2 separate regions of the Homo sapiens genome follow, and region 2 is linked to region 1. Evidence: chromatin contacts called from ENCODE Hi-C or POLR2A ChIA-PET data. All regions are on one chromosome and are shown on one strand. The core of a region is the stretch at or near the end of the contact, and the rest is flanking DNA. Distances in the headings are between cores, read along the strand shown.

Region 1 (6,535 bases), core at 1,799-4,298:
GGGCCCAAAATGATTCCAGCTGCTTCCTGCTTCATTATCCCCCTAAGTGCCCCACTGAGAGGAGTCTACAATTGCCTGCCCCTCCTCTCCCTGCCTCCTGGTCTTGCCATGAGTCACTGCTGAGCCATTTGTGTCAGAGAGGAAAATGGGGGCTTGCTATTCACATGTAGCAATTTGCTATGTGTTCTTGCTTATTTGCCAGGGACACCAGCAGAGAAGCGTTCATCAAGAGGCGTCATGTTTGTTAAGGGACCACATGGTGTATTTTAAAAGCTCTTAACTCTCTCTGGTATCATCGATTATGCTTTAGCATAAGAAATAAAGTGACACTGAGCCTCTTATTAATAATACACGTTTTCCATTTAACTTTGACTGGTTAAATCTGGCATAAAATGCAGACTTGCAAACCAGCCTCCCTGGGATGTGTAGCTTCTCTTAGGCTATTTATGATGCGGATCTCTGTTGAGCAGCAGCCTCTGCCTGCAGCTAAGGCTCTGGACTAGATGTTCTCTTTTCCTTTTCTCTCTTGATGGCATGGATTGTTTTGTTTCACAAGGCTCATGTTCTAGATGGGATTGTAGCTGGTCTACTACAAGCTGGTCTAGTTGGGATTGTAGATTGGTATGGATAAATACTGAAATGGGAGCTGGTATCTGACAACTGGAGGGGTTATATATGTGCCCCCATATTCTGATCAAGCTTTGGCATTTTGTGCATTTGGCAAAAGTCAGTGGTCAATATTTGAAGTTTGCATGAAGTTAGAAGAATTTTGGGCTCTGAATATGAGATGACTTAGAGATAATATGTTTATTTTACAGATAAAGAATCAGGCCTAAAGCGATTGATGATGATGATGATGATGATAGCAGAATCTCTAACAATGGTTAAGCCAGACACTGTTCAGAGTGATTTTTGTGTTAACTTGCTTGATCTTCACAATGACTCTGTCAGGTAGACAGTATTATTATCCCTGTTTTACAAGTGAGGAAACTGAGGCACAGAGAGTTTCAGTCATTTGCCCAAGCCACATAGCTGGCAGGTGATAGAGCTGGGGTTTGTACCCAGGCTATCTGGATCCATCAAAACCTTTGCTATCTGTGTATCACTACACTGTAGCTTGTCCAGAGTTACAAAGCTGGGCAGGAATAGTCCAGGACCCAAATCCCAGTCTTTTGTTGGCTGAACTATATTTGTTATTTAAAGATTCTTTTAGCAGTGGAACTCTTCTTTAAATGGAGATATTACTAGATAGCACAACCAAATAAAAAAAGTGGAAACTTAGCTGCTGTGGTTTAAGTGGGATAGGCCAGGCATTGACCATGCATTCCCTTTATTCAGCCCTTGCTGTGGCTTCTGAGAAAGCCACATGGAGCATAGTTTTATTTTATTTATTTTAATTTTTAGTCCCTACAACAAGACTCACAGTAGGGATATGATTTTAAACCCTGGCTCTAGTTAGGGATATGAGCTCCAGATTGCTCTCTTTTGGGTCACAATTAAAATCCTAACCGGCAACAGATATTTTTGGTCAGATCTGGTCATTCTCTCTGCCTCCGTACCCATTGGGGGCAAACTATGAAGCTTTTGTAGCTGCATTATTGTAGATTTGCAGGATTTCTGTTCGTAATCAGAATCGGGTATGTGTTAGAAAAAGGCCTTCCTGAGTGTATGAACCCCTTTGCCTGCTGACAGTCTCTGGGCTGGAGTTAACATTAACATCTGCATGCCCAGAGGACAGTGAATTGCTAACTTTTCACTGGCTTTCTTTTTGCTTGGACATTTTACAGTGCTCCAGGGTCATCATTCTGGGCAGTACTTACCTTGTAAGTACCTGATTTTGGCTCTTTTCTCACTCACTAGTCTGTGATCTAGTCTTCTCTCTGTGTCTGCAGAGTTCAGTCCCATTTCTGGAGCAAAGCAGTAGCTCAGTAAATGTCAGTGGAGTTTTTTGAATCACTTTTTATTATTCCAGATTATAGGCATATATGTATAGATCAAGTAGGCTGAATATGACTTAATCCCCAAGTTTCTTCTATAATAGGACCTTATTTTATCTCTCCAAGTAATGGAATAAAGGGATGGAAGCTGGTCTAGTTGGGGTTGTAGATTTATAAACAAGACATTAATCTGAAGCTTATATTCTTTTAGAGAGTTACAAGAAAACCCAAGATCTCCCCCCATCCCCAATTAAACACTTTGTTCTTTGTAAGGATAGTAGAGTAGTAGGAGTGGGGGTATTCAGGAAAGCAGGTCTTAAGGCAGAAGAATCACATCAACATCCCAAGTTCTATTCCTCACTGCCTCACGAATGGTCTGCTAGCCACCTGCAGTTGTTGTTGTTGTTGTTGTCGTGTTTTGTAGGTAAAGGAAATATGGCAGGAGAGTGAAGTATAAGAGGTCCAGGAGCTTGGTGGAGGTGGAGGAGAGGGGGGATGGGGAAAGATAAAGAGGCAGATAAGAAACAGGAATCATTGTAGACCAGTGGTTTTCAGAGTGTGGTCCCTGGACCAACAGCTTCAGTGTCAGCTGGGAACTTATTAGAAAGGCAAATTTGCTGGTTTCACTCTAGACCCAGTGAGTCAGGAACTCTGATGGGGGTGGGCAGCGTCTTTGAAAACCTTTACTTCACTAACTTTTTCCCCCTCTATCTTAAATATTCCCAATTGTTTTAGGTTTTAGTTGATTCCCATATTATACTTCAATTGTGTGTCAGTGAGTAGGTCTGTATTAAAGGAGAACTGTTGAGGAAACATAAAGAAATCTCTTTGTATTCCAAAAAGCGTTTCTCAGAGTTAAATTACATGTTTTGTTAGTGTCTGTTGCTTTTGTTCAGATTAAGCTCTGAAACAAAATTAAGATTCTCGTCAAGGCTTGAGCTTATTAATAGCTGTTTCATTTGTTTAGCGCTAATTTAAAATGTCTGATATCTGTAGAGGAAGTGCTTTATAAAAACACATACTTGTTAAGTGTTCCACTAGGAGAAGCACTGTGAAGTCCAAAGGATGTGGAGATTAGGCAAATAACTGTGGTTTTGTTGAGCTCTCTTCAGTGTAATATATGTGTGGGTGGGATAAGAACACTGGGCTTCACAGGTCGAAGAGGCTTCCACTGGTCAGATTTCAGACAATTTGTGCATTCAAGAGAATTACTGCAACTGAGTGTAAAACACTGAACAAATAAAAATTCTTGAACTCATAGTGATGAGAGATGGGGTGGGAGGAGAGAAAGAGACAGACAGACACTCTGGGCATCATTGGAGGTGACTATGATGTCAACTTCTCATTCTATAAATTGTAAATTACATGAAACAAACACCCTGTCTTTACTGAGAAACTGTAGTTCTTTCATGATTGGTAAGAGAAACCTCTGCTTTACAAATGGATGCTACCAAATAAAATATAGAAGGATACAGAATATCAGCATTTGCATCCTGCAGTGAAAATTTGAACAGGCAAGTGCCGTCAATGCAAAACTAGTTGAAAGCATGTTGGGGAACAGAATAATCTTATTAGAGAATAACCCACAAATTACCAGCAAAGGGGAAAGTATACCCTTAACAATGGCGGTCACCACCTTAACAAAGTGGTTCAACTTAGCATCACAGTGGTAGGATAGCCTGACAGTAGGAGCTTCCTGATGTGACGAACTACACAGCATCACCAACAATTTATGCCAAAAATGTTTAACCTGAATCTAACCAGGTGTATTAGGCTGTTCTTGCATGGCTATAGAGAAATGACTGACACTGAGTAATTTATAAGGAAAAGAAGTTTAATTGGCTCATGGTTTTGCAGGCTTTGCAGGAAGCATGGTGCTGGCATCTGCTCAGCTTCTAGAAGGAGGAGAGGGGTTGGCACATCACATGACGAAAGCAGGAGCAAGCAAGAGAGAGTGTGGGGGAGGTGCCACATACTTTTAAATGACCAGATCTTTCAAGAACTCACTATCACAAAGACAGCACCAAGCCATGAAGGATCCACTCTCATGATCCAAACACCTCCCACCACCAGCATTGGGGATTACAATTCAACATCAGGTTTGGGCAGGGACAGATATCCAAACTATAACACAAGGTTTACAGAAAATAGAAGGGTTTGAAAAACAAATTAATCCACACCAGGAAGAAACAGACCAAAAATGTGGGTCATTCTCAAGAAAACTGGTATGTCTGATCTTTTCAAAAAGCCAGTGTCGTGAAACAAATTGCTGGTGGGTATTACTCCGGATTACAAGAGACTAAGGGAACATAACAGTCAAATTCAGTGTACAAATCTTGATGGGATCTGGCTTAAAAATTATAACTGCTGTAAAAGATGTTTGAGGCAGTTGTAGAAATTTGAATATGGACTGGCTATCAGATAACATTAGGAACTTAATGTCTTAGGTGTGATAGTATTTTGGTTGTGTTAGGAAAATATCTTTATTCTTAGGAGTTGCTTATTAAGTATTTCATGAAAGTATCATATCTGCAATTCACTTTCACATGGTTCCATGAGAGAGACGAGTGCATAGATAAGGTGATTTTGGCAAAGTTTTAACAATTTTGAATCTAAATAGTAGGCATATGGGTGTTTGTTTTATATTTATATTTATATTCAGCATAGAGAAAGCTGTGAATTCAGGAAAAGTTTATATGTAATTTCTGAGATTTCTAGCTCATGCATGCATTTCTGTTTGAGAATGCCTTATCTAGAATTTTTTATCAAGAAATCTGAATGGTGTTTAAGAATATCTTATCTAGAAATATGTTGGCATCTTAATATTATGGTTTGGTAGATAAAATGGATTTTTTTAAAAAAAGACTTGCAAAGAAGTGGATGAAATGCTAATATAAGAAAATTAGATTTTATAAGGAACATGTGACCAGATAAACTTGTCCTAATTATTGTGAGTCTCTTTAAAGCACATACCTTAGGACATTGTGTGTTGACGCTTTTACTGTTCATAACATATTCTTTAAGAATTCTCTCAGAGCCTTAAGATGATTTGTTTTTGAGAAACATCTGAAGTCTCCTGTAGCTTATTCTGATGTTATGAAGTAAGTGACTAAATTTTGATCACAGAAGTGTGTGACAGGGAAGTAGTGGGATATTCTTTGCCCCTCTTTGTGTCCTGTGATGCTGGTGGAAATTTCAAAGGAAGAGTTTCAAAAGTAGTTTACTTTGTTCAAACTCTCTAGCCCTAAACCATCAGTGACACCAGTGAGTGTTTCTTATTTTACCTATTTGGGTGTGTTAGATGTATTTTCACTGGGACTATTCTTTTGGTCAGAGAGCCTAAAGTTAAGTGTTTGAGCTTCTGGTCCTGTGATCTCAGCAACTGGACTTGATTCAGGTGCTTTGACTCAAGGGCACAGTGGTAGCATCACCAAAAATAGATGAATGGCAGCAGATCCCTAATGGCTGGCTCTCTGCTGGTTGCCCGTCTCAGCTCAGGACTTCCGAGAGGTATAAAACCTCACTGATAGCCAGGCATAATGGCTAGGGTTTACTCAGAGATGCTGGGGGCTTGAGTGTAGTATTGCTCTGTTGTAGGCTGATAATGGAGTATGTGCCAGGTGGGGGCAGGATGGTATCCAGGCAGTGTGGGCAAAGGGCTGCAGTTAGTCCCTTGTTACACTCAGTGACAGGTGACTCTGAGCTGTCTGGAAGTAAGATAAAGTGATTCAAGGATAGGATCCATACCTGAAAGAGAGGTATTCAGAATAGCATTTGAAGTCAGGTAGACTTCAGCTCTTCCAATGGACCTGCAAGAGGTGGTCAGGAAATATCTCATAGATGAATTAAAGAAGTGTTACATGAAAATGTAAAGGGGCAAACCAAATAAAATGGGTTCATTAGGTCCCAGGACTAGTGGAGGGGCATTCATGTTGGAATGGAGAGTAGTGAGAATTGGGGAGGGGTTGCATAGGGGCTTGTTCTTAGGGCAGAGTTTTTCAACAACAGGTATATATAAGAGGTCAAAATTTAGGAAGTCTGTTAGAGAAGATTATAAACTCCATGAGGACAGGAGACATGTCTGCATTGTTCAACACTGGATACTTGATATAATGCCTGGAAAATAGTAGATGTGCAGTATAAATTTCCGTTGAATGAGTAAAAATGTTAAGTGGCGAATAAAGGAATGCATGGGGATGATACAGACAAAGCAGTAATCTGTGGTGGTTGATGGCTGACCTGGTTGTAGAGTACCAGGGGGAATGTGAATATTTTAGATTTCCTCAGAGGCTAGTTTCTGAGATGTTTTGTTTACCAGTGTGGTAACCTTCTCATGGCCCTAGCTCAAATGGTAATCAACTAGTCTTTGCAGCACAACTGTGAGGTAAACATGCTGTGTCCATTTTAGAGAAGAGGAAACTGAGATTCAGAGAGATGAAGGAATTTGCATGAAGGTCCACAACTAAGAAGATAAGATGTGAAACTAGATATTTCAGCTCTTGAATACAATCTTCTTTTTACTTGAGCGCTCAATGCTGGGGACAGTTCTGCTTTTCAAGTGGCCTGATAAATAGTATCTTTGTATCATGTGAGAGTTA
Region 2 (6,535 bases), core at 2,794-5,293, 66 kb after region 1:
CTTTGAGGAGCATTTCTACATTAATGGATTGTCATTTAGTGCCTGTTATTGAGAACTACAGATGAAATAGGGAAGAGGCGAGAACTTAGTCTTTATTTCTGACTTGGTTAGAATGAATTAGGTTTGCATCTTATTAGGAAATGGTACTTCCTGAGCAGACAACTTAATGCACAGCTTTCCTGTAATTATGGGAAGATGTTACTCCTTAGTAGAGAGGAAAGAATAGGATTTTTTTTTCTGAGACTCCGTTGAAGGCAACTGATCTTTTTACTCGGAGGGTGCAATTATAATACTTTTATAGGAAAGATGTATAGTTCTAAAACCAAACTGCTTATTCTTTCACTTGCCTGGTTGTAAAACCCAAGTTCTTGTGATGTTTTTCCATACTACCAAAAGAAAGCTTTTAAACTGACACTTATTTGTTGGATTATGTTTTTAAGTATAAATACATACTGCCTTAGAAGATGCTGAGGTGGCACCTGTCTTGGCAAATGGTTGCACTTTTTGATATGAGAAATTTGAATACTTTTCTTACTTCCCAAAGGGGTTAAAATTATGAAGAAATCAATAAATTACCTCTTATACAACTCTTATACAAAATAGCGCATGTCTTTCTGACCTCTGTAAATGAACTATTTGTTCATGATGTAAGCACTTAGACATGATATAAAAAAAGTTTTATCATTTACTTACAAGGACATGGTACTTTTTTTTTCTCAATGGAGATTTGGGGGTGGGAAAAGCAAAAGAGGTTGCACATGGCCTCTCCTTAAGGAGCTTTATTCTCTAATTGGGAGACCAAGTCACAATGAAACCACTCAGGAACACAAGGAAGTCAGGTGTCGCTAAACCGATAAGCCAAATTATAACTTCCTGAGAAGCACTTTGGGAAAACTTAACCCTTCCCAGGGCATTGAGTTTAATTTCAGTATATCTGACTTCTAGACCATGGAGAATTCTTAAAAAATTTAGGACTTTGTAGTTTAAAACACACAGAGAGCAAAAGGGTTTTAAAAATAGAGTACCAATGATGAAAAGTTGATGAGCATTCAGAGAACTCTCAGATTTGGCTCTGACTGGATTTCTAAATCTCCATTTAGTCCATTAGTCTGTCCTTTCTCTGTAGTATCAACTGAGCCAGAGGAAATAGGCTTAAGTGAGCTAGAAGGCATTTTTAGGTTATATGAACTCTTCTAACAGACACCAAGATGAATCATCAAAATAAATCCTGTGGTCTCCCTCCTTAACTGAATTTTAGGTGCCAAAAAGCCATTCATCTTAGGGCAGAATTTCCTAAAGAAAGAGGCAACCTGTTGAGATTGCTTTAGTCACAGGAGAACATCATTTTAGAGGAAAATGGAGGAATTTGTGAATATTTCAGGAGCCTGTTAGTAGACTCTAACCTTGCTGGTAAGGATGGCTTATGTGGGAATGTCTTATGTGGTTTAAAAATCTTTATACAAGTTGATCTGGGTAGGTATTTCTTTTTAGGAATAAAAATTTGCTCTTCTCTCTCTGAAAATCCAGTATGGTGGGAGATTTGTAGTTGACATTGTAAACTGTAGACACCAAAAGTGTCTACTGCTTTCTAGGAAGAAGAGGAATCCATCCCAGTGCCAGGCATTTAAAATTAGAGTGATTACTAGAACTCTGCATGGTTGCATCTGCTTCATGTATTGACATTGTACCTTGGTCTTCCTTGGAGTAAGTGATAGTGGTGCTATAGACTTAAGAGCCCAGGTGACTGAGCCACCCTCTCTTCCCACCTGTCCTGATGGAACAGTCTATCCCAGCCCATGCTCTTTCCTGTTGAGAGTGTTTGCTACCAGAGGCTGGTCCCTTATTTCAGCACGACTTAGACTTACTGCTTTTGTCTGAAGAGCTTTCTCTAAATTTGTTACTAGTAGAAATTAACTTGCAAAGGAGGATTTATAATGGAAAACTTTGATTAAACGGATCCAGTTCAAGTCTCGTTTCTGAAGATCTGCTAATTAGTTTTGGATGGAAATCTAGGCCAAAAATCACACAGGTATTTATCCAGCTTGACTCTAGAGCCTACAGGTTTCTGGAAATCAGAGCATTTGAGACACGAATGTAATTTGGGATTTTACTGTCATAATGAAAAGACATGAACTTTGCTATGTGCTCTTTCATACATACTTTTGTTATAATATTTAGATGTCTGCTGGTACCTTGAACTAGTATTAAGAATGTCAGTTAAACCGTTTCTACCTCATACTTCAAAATTTCAAGTTTACCATGTTAATTGGGATTTCATTTGCTTTCGAAAAATTTTGTAGTCATGTGAAGGTTACAAGCTAAGGTATCAAATAAAATTCTTTATATTTTTTTCCTTTTTATGAATTTAAGTTGCATACTACTTTTTCCCCTTGCCTAAAGTATAGAAATAAGAAAAACTGTAAGGAAAGATGGAGGGAATAAAAGATTGGCTTATGATCTCTCTTTGGAATATTGATTGACTTGAATAAGAGTGAGATGCTAGTTTTAACATCAGGTAATTGAAGAACCCCAATCTAGGCTTGTCTGTGTTCAGGAATTACTCACGTATTGTATTGGAAGTATTGGTTTGTAACTGGGATTGGTAAACCTGACACTAATATAATAATGAGTTATATGAAAGGTGTTTTGCTTTTGTTTTATCTTGAGCATTTGGAAACAGGTTTATTCGTGTTTTTCATTTTGTGTCTTTTGACTCTATACTTTGTTGCTGTGAGCCCTGAATGTTGGGAATAGTGAGCATAAACATCACTTAACTTCAGTGAGATACATCTTTGGAATGTTATGACCAGTAATAATTTTATCCTAAATGACATTTGTAATTTTAAATAAAAATTTAGTAAAAATTGACTATGAAAAGGACATAGCATATGTATTAGGATTCTCTGGAGAGCAAGTACCAGTAGAATATATATGTGGGTAGATAAGAGGGGATTCATTCGGGGAATTTGTTCACATGATTATGGGGGCTGAGAGGTCCCATAACAAGCCATCTGCAAGATGGAGACCCTGGGATTCACAGTATGGCTCAGACCAAGTCTGAAGGCCTGAGACTGGGGTAGTCCTCAAGTCCAAAGCCTAGAGAGCCTAGAGTTTAGATGATCAAGGGCAGGAAATTATATCCCAGCTCTAGGAGAGAGAGAGAGACCATTTCGCCTTTCCTCTGTTTTTGTTTTATCTGGACACCCGGCTGATTGCATGGTGCCTGCCCACATGGAGGGCAGATCCTTCCCTACTTAGTTCACTGAGACTCACATGCCAATCTCCTCTGGAAACACCCTCACAAACACACCCAAAGGTAATGCTGTACCAGTTCTCTAGGTATTCTTTAATCCAGTCAAGTTGATACCCTAAATTAACCAACACAGCACATTAACTACCACCTCATAAAATAAAACCTGCAGAGAGAAAATAAGCTGAATGGGAAAAGGAACTGCAATGAAAAGAATGGGCCATAATTCAGCTTGGGTGATCCTGATACCTACAGGAGTTGTTCCATAAAACAGTGACCTTTTATATTTCCCAAAGTAAGAAAATTTTATATGTGTATTTGTGCATGCAGAACTTTATTAAGGGCCATTTAAATCCCATATATTGATAGAGGAGTTAAGAAAGATAAAGTGACAGGAGTGATTCTCAACTCTGGCTCCCATAAATTTCTACAATGTCAGTGATTGAAGAATGAGGGAGCACATCTTTCCTTTAATAAGGCCTAGCCAGTACACTTTTGGTAGTTGATGAGGGTAGGACAGAACTCCCTTTCTTTATTTGAAACTGTGTATTTTTGTGCTGATTAAATTTTACATTTTTCCCTCTTGTGATGATATAAAGTTATCTGCATGTGGCCAGATCTCAGCTAAAGAACATGAAATAAGCCTCTGTACATTCTGCATTCTAATCTCTGTTCACAGCAATCTTGTATCCACACAAGTCTGTACATGACAGGTAATGAGTGGGAAGTGGGAGGAGATGGGTGTCTGTGTGGTTTGCACTGGTGGTGGTGGGGAACTGAGCAGATGGTTGTGATAGCCACATGCTGCGTGATTCCCGTGGGAGTTGATGGTGGTGACAGGCGACTCACAATGTGCTATTTACAGTTTGGGTTTGCAGTCTTTCGGTGACATCTGAATGCTCTTTAGCAACTGCTTTCATTACTGCCTTTCGAGGAGCTGTTAATTGAAAATGAAATTGTGGGTGGGCTTTAAGACAGGCAGACGCAGGCAATTCTGTGTGGTAAATGTTGCTTGAGAACTGTTGGATGTCTTCATGCCCAATTTGTAATTCATTTTCTAAGACTGTAAAAGCCAAAGGTGCATTTGGAGATTCAGTTATGTATATACATAGGCAGAGTTGAATGTCACACCTTGCCCAAAGGGTCAAACATACAGTTATTGGTATGGGTGCTGTGGTTCACGCCTGTAATCTCAGCACTTTGGGAGGCTAAGGTGGGAGGATTGCTTTGAGCACAGGAATTCAAGACCAGCCTGGGCAATATGATGAGACCTTGTCTCTAGAGAAATAAAAAAATTAGCTGGGCATGGTGACGCATGCCTGTTGTCCCAGTTTCTTGGGATGCTGAAGTGGGAGGATTGCAAGGGCCCAGGAAGTTAAGGCTGCAGTGAGCCATGTTCACGCAACTGCACCCCAGCCTGGGCAACAGAGCGAGGTCCTGTCTCCAAAAAAGAAAACCACACAAAACACCTATTTGTCTGGAAACCAACCTAGGGGAATGCTTGGCAATCCCAGCTGCCTGCTCATGTCTTACCTTTGTGTAGTTCTCTTTAAATGTATACAACTGTGTGAGGTTCTTATGTAAAATCTGCTGACATCTTGTAGTGTTCTCTGTGAGTTTATCGTAGGACTTCATCCTCCTTTCTTCCTTTAGCTCTTCATAAAGTTACTATGCAGGAGTAAATGGTTATTTGTTCTCTTGAACTTTGGGATACATTTTTCCTTCCGTATCCAAGGAGGATTCTTTCCAGGACTCCCCATGGATACTAAAAGCTGTGGATGTTCAAGTTCCTTAAATAAAATGTTATAGTATTTTTATGTAACCAACACACATCCTCTCACAAACTTTAAATCATCTCTAAATTATTTATAATACCTAGTACAGTGTAAAAGCTATGCAATTTGTTATTATATTGCATTGTTTAGGCAATAATTACAAGACAAAGAGCCTGTGCATGTTCAGTATATAAGCAACCATTGTAGGCCACATTTTTGGTCTGCCATTGGTTGGATCCATGGATACAGAGGGCCAACTGTATCATATTCAAGTTCTTACATATAACTTTGTTTCTTGTAAACATTTTCATATGATACAACTCTGTTAAAGGCAGTTGGAGCCCAGAGGCAAACAAGAGAAGAAGGAAGAGAGAGGGTGGATTTTATTGGACTTTGACAGTGGTTGATGATCTTGATTCTCTTATGGCTGCCCCCAGCTGCAGGATTGTGATTTGTTTCTTATCTTCAGAGTTGTTTGCTAAAGCATTAGTAGCATTACTGAAATGGTAGCTTTTGTAAATGTTTATATGTTGAATTGTTTTATTGCCCATAGCTTTGCACAGAAATCTTGTGCTGAACAAGGAATGACCTCCCTCTTGGAAGTGCTGTTAACTCTCTTTTTAATTAAATATGAATATAGATACAATATAACTGCATTTTTTTAGTTTTCCCTTGAACATTTCAGTGAATACTATCTGGGACAAAACCGTGCTGAATTATACGCTTTCACTACTATCACTCTTTGCTCTTAGAGAGCCCCCGAGGCTTGGGGTGAGGAGACACACCCCTTGCTGTACTTAACCCTCAGTCCCATTAGACCTGCTTTGCCACAGGAACCCAGCTGTTTTAATGCATTTGAGTTGCTGTTGGGTCCTAATGATGTTTAAAAGAACCTGTCTTGGTATTCTAAATGAACTCTGGAGCATTGCCTATTGATGCAAGTGTTGATGATTTTATATCAGGCAGATATAACTTTGTTATTTACTCTGGGGCTTTTTACACCTAGGGGTGTGCATCCTCACACCAGTGCTCACAAAGACACACACAGGAGCAGAAACCAAAATAGCTCACAAATGTGGGCAAGTCCTGTGGGGGACCACCTTATGTCTCTCAGGAGGCCTGATGAGCTGTGCCATGTGGCCTTCTGGAACATTATACCTGCATTCATTGATCACAGCTCTGCAGAAGCTGCCACTTCTCCTATGTGCCTGCCTGCAGTGACGCTGATGTAGCAGGTCATTCTGTAATCACTGTTTGCACCTGCATTTGCTCAGGAAGTGTTTGCTCATACATCTTGAAATCATGTATTACAAACCTGGACAGGTCCTAATTGCTGGTGATGGTTCTGAGAGGTTGAGATTGGCTATAATTAGATGGAGAAGCAATTAGCTACATATTCTGAGTAGGGAACATACAGAATAATGTTTCTCAAAGGGTGGTCTTTGAACCCCTATGTCAGAGCAACTGTGGATCTTTTGTTAAAATGCAGATTCCCAGGTAATCACCTTGG

The links. A loop is a pair of places that touch in the nucleus more often than their neighbours do. ChIA-PET counts read pairs that join two places held with the same protein, here RNA polymerase II (POLR2A). Pooled maps may share reads with other maps.
Region 2: a map with no recorded cell type shows a loop between it and region 1 (10-fold over the local background). The contact joins two enhancer-like sites. A Hi-C loop is called at or near these places in 5 of 168 maps with a recorded cell type or tissue (A673, B cell, GM12878 and 2 more), 14 of 37 single-sample maps with no recorded cell type and 6 of 50 pooled maps. POLR2A ChIA-PET finds 5 or more read pairs at or near these places in 3 of 52 experiments (H1, OCI-LY7 and activated T-cell).

What each region holds. Positions count from the first base shown.
Region 1 is chr7:69,837,460-69,843,994 of GRCh38, forward strand. The region is part of intron 1 of AUTS2 (activator of transcription and developmental regulator AUTS2); the gene reads left to right. Among named protein-coding and RNA genes, the nearest start is that of AUTS2, 240 kb to the left of the region's middle. RefSeq lists enhancers at 3,064-3,183, 6,456-6,535. Within about 2 kb of position 3,049, at least 2 of the 41 ENCODE cell types and tissues checked have a DNase peak (open chromatin) inside an H3K27ac peak, as active enhancers do; they include GM12878, where a contact is called at or near this core.
Region 2 is chr7:69,902,413-69,908,947 of GRCh38, forward strand. The region is part of intron 2 of AUTS2 (activator of transcription and developmental regulator AUTS2); the gene reads left to right. Among named protein-coding and RNA genes, the nearest start is that of AUTS2, 310 kb to the left of the region's middle. Within about 2 kb of position 4,044, at least 2 of the 41 ENCODE cell types and tissues checked have a DNase peak (open chromatin) inside an H3K27ac peak, as active enhancers do; they include GM12878, where a contact is called at or near this core.